Linked DNA regions of Homo sapiens: region 2 is linked to region 1. Evidence: chromatin contacts called from ENCODE Hi-C or POLR2A ChIA-PET data. All regions are on one chromosome and are shown on one strand. The core of a region is the stretch at or near the end of the contact, and the rest is flanking DNA. Distances in the headings are between cores, read along the strand shown. Region 1 holds the start of MLLT10 (MLLT10 histone lysine methyltransferase DOT1L cofactor). Region 2 holds the start of MASTL (microtubule associated serine/threonine kinase like).

Region 1 (5,352 bases), core at 2,180-4,679:
CCCATCTCTACTAAAAATTTTTTTAAAAATTAGCTGGGCATGGTGGCAGGTGCCTGTAACCCCAGCTACTTGGGAGGCTGAGGCAGGAGAATCACTTGAACTTGGGTGGCGAAGGTTTCACTGAGCCGAGATCACGCCACTGCACTCCAGCCTGGACAAGAAGAGCAAAACTCCATCTCAAAAAAGAAAAAAAGAAATTAGCCAGGTGTGGTGGTAGTGCCTGTAGTCCCAGCTACTCAGGAGGCTGAGGCAGGAGAATCACATGAACCCGGGAGGTAGAGGCTGCAGTGAGCCGAGATTGCCCCACTGCATTCCAGCCTGGGCGACAGAGGGAGTCTCCGCCTCAAAAAAATATATAAAGAAAGAAAGAATATAAATTCACAAAACAGAGTACTACCCACTGTACAATCACAGCAGAATATAAATTCAGTATAACTTTTTAAAACTCCAAAAGCTAAACTTCCACTTCCAGTTAAACATTTGTAGGACCAGGCAAGGCAGCTCATGCCTGTAATCCCAGCACTTTATGAGGCTAAGGCGGGCAGATCCCTTGAGCTCAAAAGTTCGAGACCAGGCCAGGTGCAATGACTCACACCTGTAATCCCAGCAGTTTGGAAGGCCAAGGCAGGCAGATCACCCTGGGGTCAGGGGTTCAAGACCAGCCTGACCAACATGGAGAAACCCCATCTCTACTAAAAAAAATACAAAAATTAGCAGGGCATGGTGGTCCATGCCTGCAATCCCAGCTACTCGGGAGGCTGAGGTAGGAGAATCACTTGAACCTGGATGCAGAGGTTGCGGTGAGCCGAGATGGCACCATTGCACTCCAGCCTGAGCAACAAGAGCAAAACTCTGTCTCAAAAAAAAAAAAGTCAAGACCAACCTGGGCAACCTGGTGAAATCCCACCTCTACCAAAAATACAAAATTAGCCCGACATGGTTGTCCAGGCCTGTGGTCCCAGCTACTGGGAAGGCTGAAGTGGGAAGATGGCTTGGAAGGTCAAGGCTGCAGTGAGCTGTAATAGCACCCTGCATGCCAGCCTGAGCCACAAAGTGAGACCCTGTCTCAAAAAAACAGAATTTGTAAAATGTGTCTCACTATAAATGCTCTATCCGTCAAAAAACACAGCATAGGTGTCCAAAACACAGCATCATTGCCCAAAAACTTTATTCAGGTGTACTTCTAGGAAGGAAAATTTAAGATTTGAATAAAAATTTTCTATATTGGGACATAGAAATTATCAAATTTTGATAGTTTATCATCCAATTCATAAGAAATTCCAATTCATAAGAAATTCATTGGCCTTCAAAATGCCAATGAACATGGGATGACCTTAAAATCAGTATCTGGTTTGACACGCATTGTATTCACTCCCTAAAAAAGCAAGACATGCAACTTGGCTCTTCTTTAAAAGTCTAGGGCCAGGCGCAGTGGCTGACGCCGGTAATCCCAGCACTTTGGGAGGCCGAGGCAAGAGGATCACCTGAGGTCAGGAATTTGAGACCAGCCTGGCCAACATGGCGAAACCCCGTCTCTACTAAAAAATACAAATTAGCCGGTGTGCTAGGGTGTGCTTGTTATCCCAGCTACTCAAGAAGCTGAGGCAGGAGAATCAATCGCTTGAACCCAGGAGGCAGAGGTTGCAGTAAGCTGAGATGGCACCACTGCACTACAGCCTGGGTGACAGAGCAAGACTCCGTCTCAACAAAATAAAAAGTAAAAAAATAAAAGTCTGGGAATAAACAGCATTCTCAGAGTAAGTACACTACCTCAGAATCATCACCACTGCTTCTAAAGTCTCCCTTTCCAAGTGTGACATTCGTTTCTCTACAAAATGCACTTTAGCAGATGTTCAAATTTTCGTCTCCCTTTTGGTGGTAGTCCTTTCCAACAGACTACTAAAAACATATGCATCGCTTAATGCCAGATTCAGAAATGCGAAGGGACATGGAGCCACCAAAAAAGAATATAGACTGTTTTGTCCTGGATTCCTTACCACGTGAAATGGGGAAAAGTCGGCCACTTCAAAGGCCAGAAAAGTATCTTACTAGTGTCCTCGGCCTTCTTGTATATCCAAAAACCTCATCAATTGTTAACAACCAGAAATAAACTAAGAGGCTCCCCAAAAGTGACTTGGCACCGCCACCTCTTCAGCCACCTAGGCTGGTGGTGGCCTGCCGCGGCCACCCCACAGGCGCTGCAGCAGCCCCGCCACTCCCGCATGGTCAGCAACGGACTCCGCCATCTCCTCCGCAGACAGCTACCGGGCGGCGGCGGCAGGGCCCGAGCCTTCTGGCTCGGGGTGCAACGGGCCCCGCATCCCTCCCCATCTAAAGAGGCAAGGCGACCCCCAGCCTCCCCACACTGGCGCCGCGTTCCCGAGCCCGTCTCCACGCCACAGGAAGTCTCCAAACACTGCGGCAGACAGGCGGCTGCAGGCCAGGGGAGAAGAGGGCGCTCCACTCTCCCAAACCCACCCCCGTGGCCCCGGGAACCCCGGGAAGGGCGCGCACCGCCCCCGCCCCCGCCCCCGCCCCCACCCCGGCCCAGATCTCGAGGGCGCGGCCGCCGCCCTGCCCCGCCCCGCCCCGCCGAGTCAGCAGACCCCGGCCCCAGGCGCAGGCGGCGGCCGAATGACACTTGAGAGAGTGAGAGCGGAATCACATGACAGTCCGGGCCACACGCACTTTCTCCCACATGCGCGGCCCACACCCCCCGCGCCCCGCCGCGGACCCTCCGCGTCCCTCCCGCGGCCGCGGCACGGGGCGGGGGCGCCGGCGGTTGCGGCCCAGGTGGGGGCGGCGGTGACCGTTGGGCGCAGGCCGGCGCGCCCCGGCGGGCGGTTGGGTGTTTACCTTGATGCACCGCGACGCTGCAGCCGTGCCCGTCGCAATAAACCAGCGGGTTCTCGGCCCAGCCTCTCTCGTCTGAGCAAACGCAACAGCCTCCAATCATCTCCTTCATACTATGGGAGACCTCGTCCTCCAGTGACACGGGCCGGTCGCTAGAGACCATCTAAGAGGGAGTTGGGGGGACCATTAAAAAACACATGCAAGCCGATTAGTGCTTCCCCCCCACACAGCCCCCCGAGCCCGCCCCGGCGCCCCCCGCCCGGCCCGGCAGCCCACCGCTCGCTCACTCGGGCTTTGCCGCTCAGTCACTCACGTTCCGCACAGGAGTCAGGAGCCATGTCCTTGCTGATTCCCCCCACCTCCCCTCCACCGCCTCCTCCGCCTCCTCCTCCTCCTCAGCGTCTTCCCTCCCCACCTCCACCCGGCCGCTAACGCGGGCGCCCGGAGAGGGCACACATAATCAAGAGGGCCTCCGCACAGGCGCACTGGGGGGAGGGGGGGCTCCCGCTGGGCCAGGGGCAGCGAGGGAGGGGAAGGGGGCTGCGCTTCCTCCTCGGAGCGTCACTTGGCGTGCGCGCCCGTCCTGCGGCCGGCGTGAGGGAGGAGGCCTGGGCGAGGCTAGCCCTGCGTGCGCGCTGCCGCGGCCTGTTGGCTGCCCCCGGCCTACCTCCGGGGCCCCGTCCCCCTCCCCCGCGCCGCTCGCCGCCGCCGAGGTGTGCTGGGGGTGGGCGCGAGGGGAGCCGGCGGCGCGCGGAGGCCGGAATGAACGGGCGCGGGGGCGCGCACGCGGGGGCGGGGACGTTAGGGCCGCCCTCTGCAGCGCTGGTGGCGCGGGCCGCGTGTGAGCGTCGGGAAGAGGCCTGGGAGGTGGCGGGGGAGGTGGACGCCCAGGGCTGGGAAGGGGTTTTCTCAGAATCGCCAGAGGGGAGTCCCCGGGGGCATCATCTCCGTGCCCTGGGAACCTACCTGCTGGCCTTTTCCTCCAAGACTGGCCCGTGGAAAACGAGGGTGGGGCGAGTGTGCCAGCTTCCATGAAGGGTGTAATGAAGCATGGCTTCCTGCAGTTGGCCGCGCTAACTTCACAGTGCTGCCGCAGCCACTCCACCCATTAAATTCACGTCCTGGACTCTTCCCAAAGTTCACCCGCTGGAAGTCCTACCAAATCTGCCGCCCATTTTCGCACTACGTGGGCCCCAATGACAAACGAAAGTGTATTCCAGGCTGAAGGTCAAAAGCCTGTGTTAGGGCTGCACTCGGAGAGGGAACGCCAAGGCGCCCCTCAGCTCGGTGTGCAGGACAAATGGTGGTTTATCCGGAATTAGCAATATAATACGATGATCCGGAAAATGCAGTTGTATTACACCAAAAGGAAGAAGGAACTCTAGCCCTCCTAGTCAGTCGCTAAAACATAATTAACGCCATCAGACAGTGGCGTCCAGTTTTGATGGAGGATTCCTCTGATCCGGGTCTTTTCTCCAAATTTATACTTGGAAATGTGAGGTCATTTAAAAGTGGCAGAAAGATGAGAGCTCCCACCTCACAAACAAATGGAAAATGGATTAGGCCTATCTGCATAGATTAATTAGCTGGATGCTGAGCACTTTTAAACTAAAATCTTCCACTGTCTGCCTATTCCTTATGCATCCGTAAAGCCCAATATTGATGTTTAAGCAAAAAATGTCTAATTAGAAAAGTTTCGCATGAAATCAGAATTATGCATAGATTGTTTAAATGACAAGCCCAGTTAAAAGGCGAATTCATGACTTTTGATTAATACCTTGCAGGTACAAAATGGTTCTTTATCAGCAATTCGCATTATAAATGTGCTGATCTGGAAGATGCACTTTCACAGTGCTAAAGCATAGAGAACCCAAGTTCTCCTAGTCGGTCGCCAAAAGATAATATAATGGTTTGGGCTTTAAAAGCCTTCTAAATGTTCTTCTGATAAAGGGGGGTTAGAAAAGGTATCATGGCTGTTTTTCTATTTCAAATTAATTGCTAGAAATCTGTGTAAGAGTGATAATAGGTATACAGCACAATGAGAGCATATATAGCAAATTCAGATGTTTTAAAAGCTGAGATATACAAAGTAATGGCAATTAAAATATACACTAAAACAATGAGAATTCACATAGTGCATTTAGAAAAGGTGACTACAAGACTACATAATATGAATTCTTTTTTGGGATGTGACAACAATTAATACATTTCTGGATATATAATAATTATATTTTTTAACTACCTTAAAAATTTATGAAACTAAAACGGGCTTCAAACAAAACTATACTGTCTTGTGTATCTTAACCATATATTTTATCTTCACCCTTATACAAAGGATACCAGCTCAATATCCAAGTCCTGTTCAGACTCTTACTATAGAGCAATTCTGAGTTAAAAATCAGTGTGAAACTTCCCCTCCCAAACACTGCAGCCAAGCCTTAATGCATTAAATTATTTAAAAACACATTTGTTTTATTTTTAATGCATTGGAGCTTAGTT
Region 2 (4,992 bases), core at 742-3,241, 5.6 Mb before region 1:
AAATACTGACTGAACACATGGATTGGTGTTTTCATTTCAACTGATCATGACTAAGTACTGTAGAAGGAAAAGTAAAAATCTCAGGAACATATAAAGTAACCAATTCAATCAGATCTTCCAATTCTGAAAGATTAGGGAAGGTGTGAAGGGGAGCTAAGATGAATCTTAATACATGAATAAGACAGGTGGAGAAGAGCACAAAAGGGTAGAAGAAAAGCACTTAAAAAGGAACCAGCATAAGGCCAGGCACGGTGGCTCACCCCTGTAATCCCAGCACTTTGGGAGGCTGAGGCGGGCAGATCACCTGAGCTCAGGAGTTTGAGACCAGCCTGCCCAAAATGGTGAAACCCCGTCTCTACTAAAAATACAAAAAATTAGCCCGGTGTGGTGGCGGGAATCCCAACTACTCGGGAGGCTGAGGCAGGAGACTCGCTTGAACCCGGGAAGTGGAGGTTGCAGTGAGCTGAGATCACGTCACTGTGAAACTCTATCTCAAAAAAAAAAAAAAAAAAATTCATAGCAGGGCAGGGCGCGGTGGCTCACACCTGTAATCCCAGCACTCTGGGAGGCCGATGTGGGCGGGTCACCTGAGGTCAGGAGCTCCAGACCAGCCTGGCCAACATAACCAAAACAACCTGGCTAAATTCAATCTCGGCTAAAAAAAAAACTACACAAATCAGCCAGGCATGGTGGCGCGCGCCTGTAATCCCAGCTACTCGGGAGGCTGAGACAGGAGAATCGCTTGAACCCAGGAGGCAGAGGCTGCAGGGAGCCGAGACTGCACCACAGCACTCCAGCCTGGGCGACAGAGAAAGACTGTCTTAAAAAAAAATTATTAAAGACTTCTCAGAAAATAGTAATCTTTCTTCTGGTTAAGAATAAAACTTAAAAAGTTATCAGTGCCTACAGATTAATCACTCTTCTGTGGTAGAAAAATTTCGACGATTCTGCACGTCAAAGCAAACAAGGTAAACAAAACCACTAATTACTAAAAACCTTTTGGATTTAGAAACCTAACTCGCCGGGCGCGGTGGCTCACGCCAGTAATCCCAGCACTTTGGGAGGCCGAGGCGGGCGGAATACGAGGTCAGGGAATCGAGACCATCCTGGCTAACACGGTGAAACCCCGTCTCTACTAAAGAAACCCCGTCTCTACTAAAAATACAAAAAATCAGCCGGGCGTGGTGACGGGCGCTTGTAGTCCCAGCTCGTCGGGAGGCCGAGGCAGGGGAATGGCGTGAACCCGGGGGGCGGAGCTTGCAGTGAGTCGAGATTGCGCCACTGCACTCCAGCCTGGGAAACAGAGCAAGACTCCGCCTCAAAAAAAAATAAAAAAGAAACCTAACTCAAGCCAGGGTGAGACTACGAATCACGGCTTTGGCTTTAAGTGCCTGTTGTACTAAGACCGATGTAATCACCTCGGTCAAGTCCCTTTGCCTTTGGCCTCAGTTTCCTCATTTGCTAACGCTGGGCAGGGAGAAGAGAGTCAAACTTTGCTGTTCTCACTGGGCATCTGAGATATGGAGGGAAGGGCGGAACAGAGGCGAGACACCCGACCCGACCGCTGATGTCGCCCCAAAAAGAAGTCAGCTCGCAGGGCTCTGGAGGCTTCAGCAAGCCAGGCCACCCAGACTCCTCGCTCCAGCAACCCCGGGGCCTGCCCAAGCCGGTGGGGCAGGAAGGAGGGCCGAAGGGCCTAACCCCTTCCTTGCTACTCGTTGACTTCCTACCTTTACTGCATACAATTTGCCGCCTTTCTGCCCCAGATACACTTTCCCGAAGGCGCCCCGGCTAATGGGCTTCACTATGCTGAATTCCTCAATGGAGGGCGGTTTTGGCACTGCGATCCTATTCACGCCCTCCTCAGTCGCCGCGCCTCCTCCAGGCTCCTTCTTGCTTCCCGCGGTGGGATCCATCGCTGGACAGCATACAGCGGCCCCGCAGACACTGCCCCTCCGCGAGCAGCCACTCCCGCCAACTGGGTTCAAAGTGAGGCTCCGCCCACGCCGCGCGCGGCCGTGACGTCACCCCGCCGCCGCGCCCCGCCCTCGTCACCTCCCCTACGCAGACGCGGACGGAGGGGGCGTCGGGAAAGCCCCGACTTCGCAGCCTTACACTCTTCGTGGGCGGCGACCGCGGCCCCACTGACATCATTCCTCATGAGGGAGGAGGCACAAACAGTTCTGGGCCGACCAGAAAAAGGACGACTGGGACTTGACTCTGAATCGCAGGATTTGAAGAGATTTCTCCTGGCTTCCCAACGAGGCTGGTGGGAAGCGGTCCTCCTCCCATACACGACCTCCCACCCTCGCGAGGCGTAGAAACCAGTTCTGACTGTACAGTAAAGCGAGGGCCAGGGCTGAGGTCTGGAAGCTAATGAAAGCACAGAAAGTGTCGAAACTGGATGAGCAGGAAGCGAGTGGCCTCCCCTGTCATCTGACGTTTTCCCAGGATGTAATTTGCCTGACTGAAACAGATCAGGACCAACAGGGAGAGTTTTCGATTTAGTGTGAGGAAAAGAGCACTAAATTGTAGCAAAAGACCTTATTGCTCAAGGCCCAGTCAGAAGATTTCATAAGGAAGCTGTAGAAAGTCTTAAGAGGAAATCAGCCGGGCGTGGTGGCGGGCACCTGTAATCCCAGCTACTCGGGAGGCTGAGGCAGGAGAATCGCTTGAACCCGGGGAGCAGAGGTTGCAGTGAGCCGAGATCGCGCCACTGTACGCCAGCCTGGGCGAAAGAACGAAACTCCGTCTCCAAAAAAAAAAAAAACGAAGAAAAAGTCCAAAGAGGGTAAAGGCTGTTCTCCCCTTAAAAAACAGCTAAAGACCTTTGGGGGCGCTGCTCCTTGTAAATGTCAACTACTTCCGCGGGAAAGAACGCGCAGGCACTTGGCCTTGTGGGCGCTCACTTGCCCCGGAAGTACTGTTGAGTTAGCGCCTCGCCTTCCGGGGCGGATTGTCTGTCGTTGCAGTAGCTGTAGGAAGGGGAGGCCATTTTCCGTTTCTGGGAGGAGTGAGGGGCAACGGGTCGGAGAAAAAGGAAAAAAGAAGGGCTCAGCGCCTCCCCGCCGGGCCGTGGACAGAGGGGCACAGTTTCGGCAGGCGGGTGAGGTCGCTGAGGGCCCGCCGGAGATGTTTTCCTTGTCGAGCACGGTGCAACCCCAGGTAAGCCAGGCATTCAGCCCATTTTTTTTCCTCCCGCCCTGCCCGTGGCTGTTTGCAAATTGCGCTCGTGGAAGCGATTTCTCAGAAGGGACTCTAGAAATGAAGTGATGTACTCAATGCGAATCCCAGGATTGAGGAGTGGATCAGGGGACGACGCTGAGAGTGGGCCGGAGACTTCAGTGCTGACGATGAAGCTGTTGAGGGCAGAGGCGGGATGTGAGCTCAGTGATAGAGAGAGACCCTGGCTTATCGAACTGATTGCGTGGAATTTCTGCTAGAGAATCCGTCCGGCATTGTTCAGTGTCCGGCGTTCTGGGGTGGGAAAATGTCTGTACCATACATTAAAGGGAGCAGGTAATGTTCCCTTTTTTCCGACTTTCCAGTGGCTTTAGTGTTCACAGCCCCTATCCCCTGCTCTTTATTTCCTTTTAAATGGAATTTAAATTTAACCCAAACATGGTATAATATTTCGGATGGCCAGCCATGCAAGTTTTTTTCTCATTTTGACCAGAAGTAACTAAAATGTGTATTTCCGAGTCGTAAACTGTTTGCAGTTAAAATTTTGATTCAGCCTCATCCTCATCGTTTTGTAAAACAAAAGGTAGTGAAGAGAAAAATGATTTCAAGGGTTTTCATTACGCTCTTGGGCAATCACTTGTGACAATGTTTTATTCTTGCTTCATTCCAGTCTCTTTTTTTGATGGTAACATTTTAATAGATTTTTTGAGAGTTCCTACAGTTTTGCAAAGAAATAGTTTTTAAAACATTGAGTTTTTTTAAAACATAATTTTTAAGAAAATCGACACTCTTAGGTTCTTGATTTAAGCATATGATTGTGTTCCTTTGTGTAACTTTTACTCCCCCTCATTTTAAGAATTTTTAATTTTTTGTGCTAGTACTGGCTAACAAACTGAAGCAGCTGCTTGTTATTGGGCATCAGTTATGTACCAGGTGAGCAAAGCAAATGTGGAATCTTCTCTTAATATTGATATGAAGTAAATATGAGTAGGACTTAGCAAGGTGAAGAGTGAACAGGTATCACAGGCATACAGAAAAATACCTGGAGGTCCTGAGTTAGGAAAGGGTTTAGCAGGTTGAAGGAACAAAAATAAGGCTAGTGTGGCTAGAACATAGTAGTTAAAGGGGGTAGTGACAGAAGAGGTTGGAGAAAAGACTTGAGGCAGATCATACAGGGAGTAAAGGATATATTATGGCTGATTTCATTTTAAGTGTATTGGGAACCATTGAAAGTTTTAAAACATGATTAGATTTTCATTTTTAAGAGATGACTGGCTTTTGCTATATGGAGAATAGGAGAGGGCAAGAGTGGAAGATGTTATCAGCTAAAAATACCCACCCACCCCCCAATTAAAGCTGTTGCAGTGGTTATGGAAAGAAGAGAATGAGATATATTTTGAAGAAAGTGGAATTGCATGAGAGATCAGAGAGATGATGGGGAGAGGTGTTTCTGGGTTTGATCAGATGAATGCATTGAAGGTGCTATTTACCAAGATGACAGTGTCTGGAGAAGTCCTAGTAATTGTTTGAAAAAGAAGTCTGACATGGCCTATTGAATATGGTATTGAAGTTTTTGAAACTCAACTCTTTGCCTTAGTTCACATCAAGAGGCCTGATTTTAGGAGAATTTACCATCAACTGAATGGACAGTTAGTAGTATGTGATGTTGGTAGAGATGATAAAGGGATTTTTATGTACCCTAGGCAGTCTTAACAGGGCTCAAATATAGTGAGGACTCTCAGGCATTTCTTGCTTTGAAGGATGGTAACACATTTGGAATTCCTTGTTGCTTAATTGGTTGAATACACT

The links. Hi-C counts contacts between places; a loop is a spot of excess contacts on that map. ChIA-PET counts read pairs that join two places held with the same protein, here RNA polymerase II (POLR2A). Pooled maps may share reads with other maps.
Region 2: a pooled map shows a loop between it and region 1 (21-fold over the local background). The contact joins the promoter of MASTL here to the promoter of MLLT10 in region 1. A Hi-C loop is called at or near these places in 1 of 37 single-sample maps with no recorded cell type and 10 of 50 pooled maps. POLR2A ChIA-PET finds 5 or more read pairs at or near these places in 1 of 52 experiments (activated B cell).

What each region holds. Positions count from the first base shown.
Region 1 is chr10:21,532,309-21,537,660 of GRCh38, reverse strand. MLLT10 (MLLT10 histone lysine methyltransferase DOT1L cofactor) reads right to left here and starts at 3,429. Exons shown (of 23, transcript NM_001195626.3): 1 at 3,141-3,429; 2 at 2,857-3,016. The coding sequence starts at 3,016. RefSeq lists enhancers at 942-1,455, 1,719-2,431, 3,147-3,860 and silencers at 2,492-2,581, 2,722-3,061, 3,172-3,241, 3,252-3,781.
Region 2 is chr10:27,152,351-27,157,342 of GRCh38, reverse strand. It overlaps MASTL (microtubule associated serine/threonine kinase like), which reads right to left and starts at 1,991. Exons shown (of 12, transcript NM_001172303.3): 1 at 1,731-1,991. The coding sequence starts at 1,916. It overlaps YME1L1 (YME1 like 1 ATPase), which reads left to right and starts at 2,959. Exons shown (of 19, transcript NM_014263.4): 1 at 2,959-3,165. The coding sequence starts at 3,133. RefSeq lists enhancers at 1,300-1,549, 2,170-2,229 and silencers at 1,904-2,102, 1,900-2,109.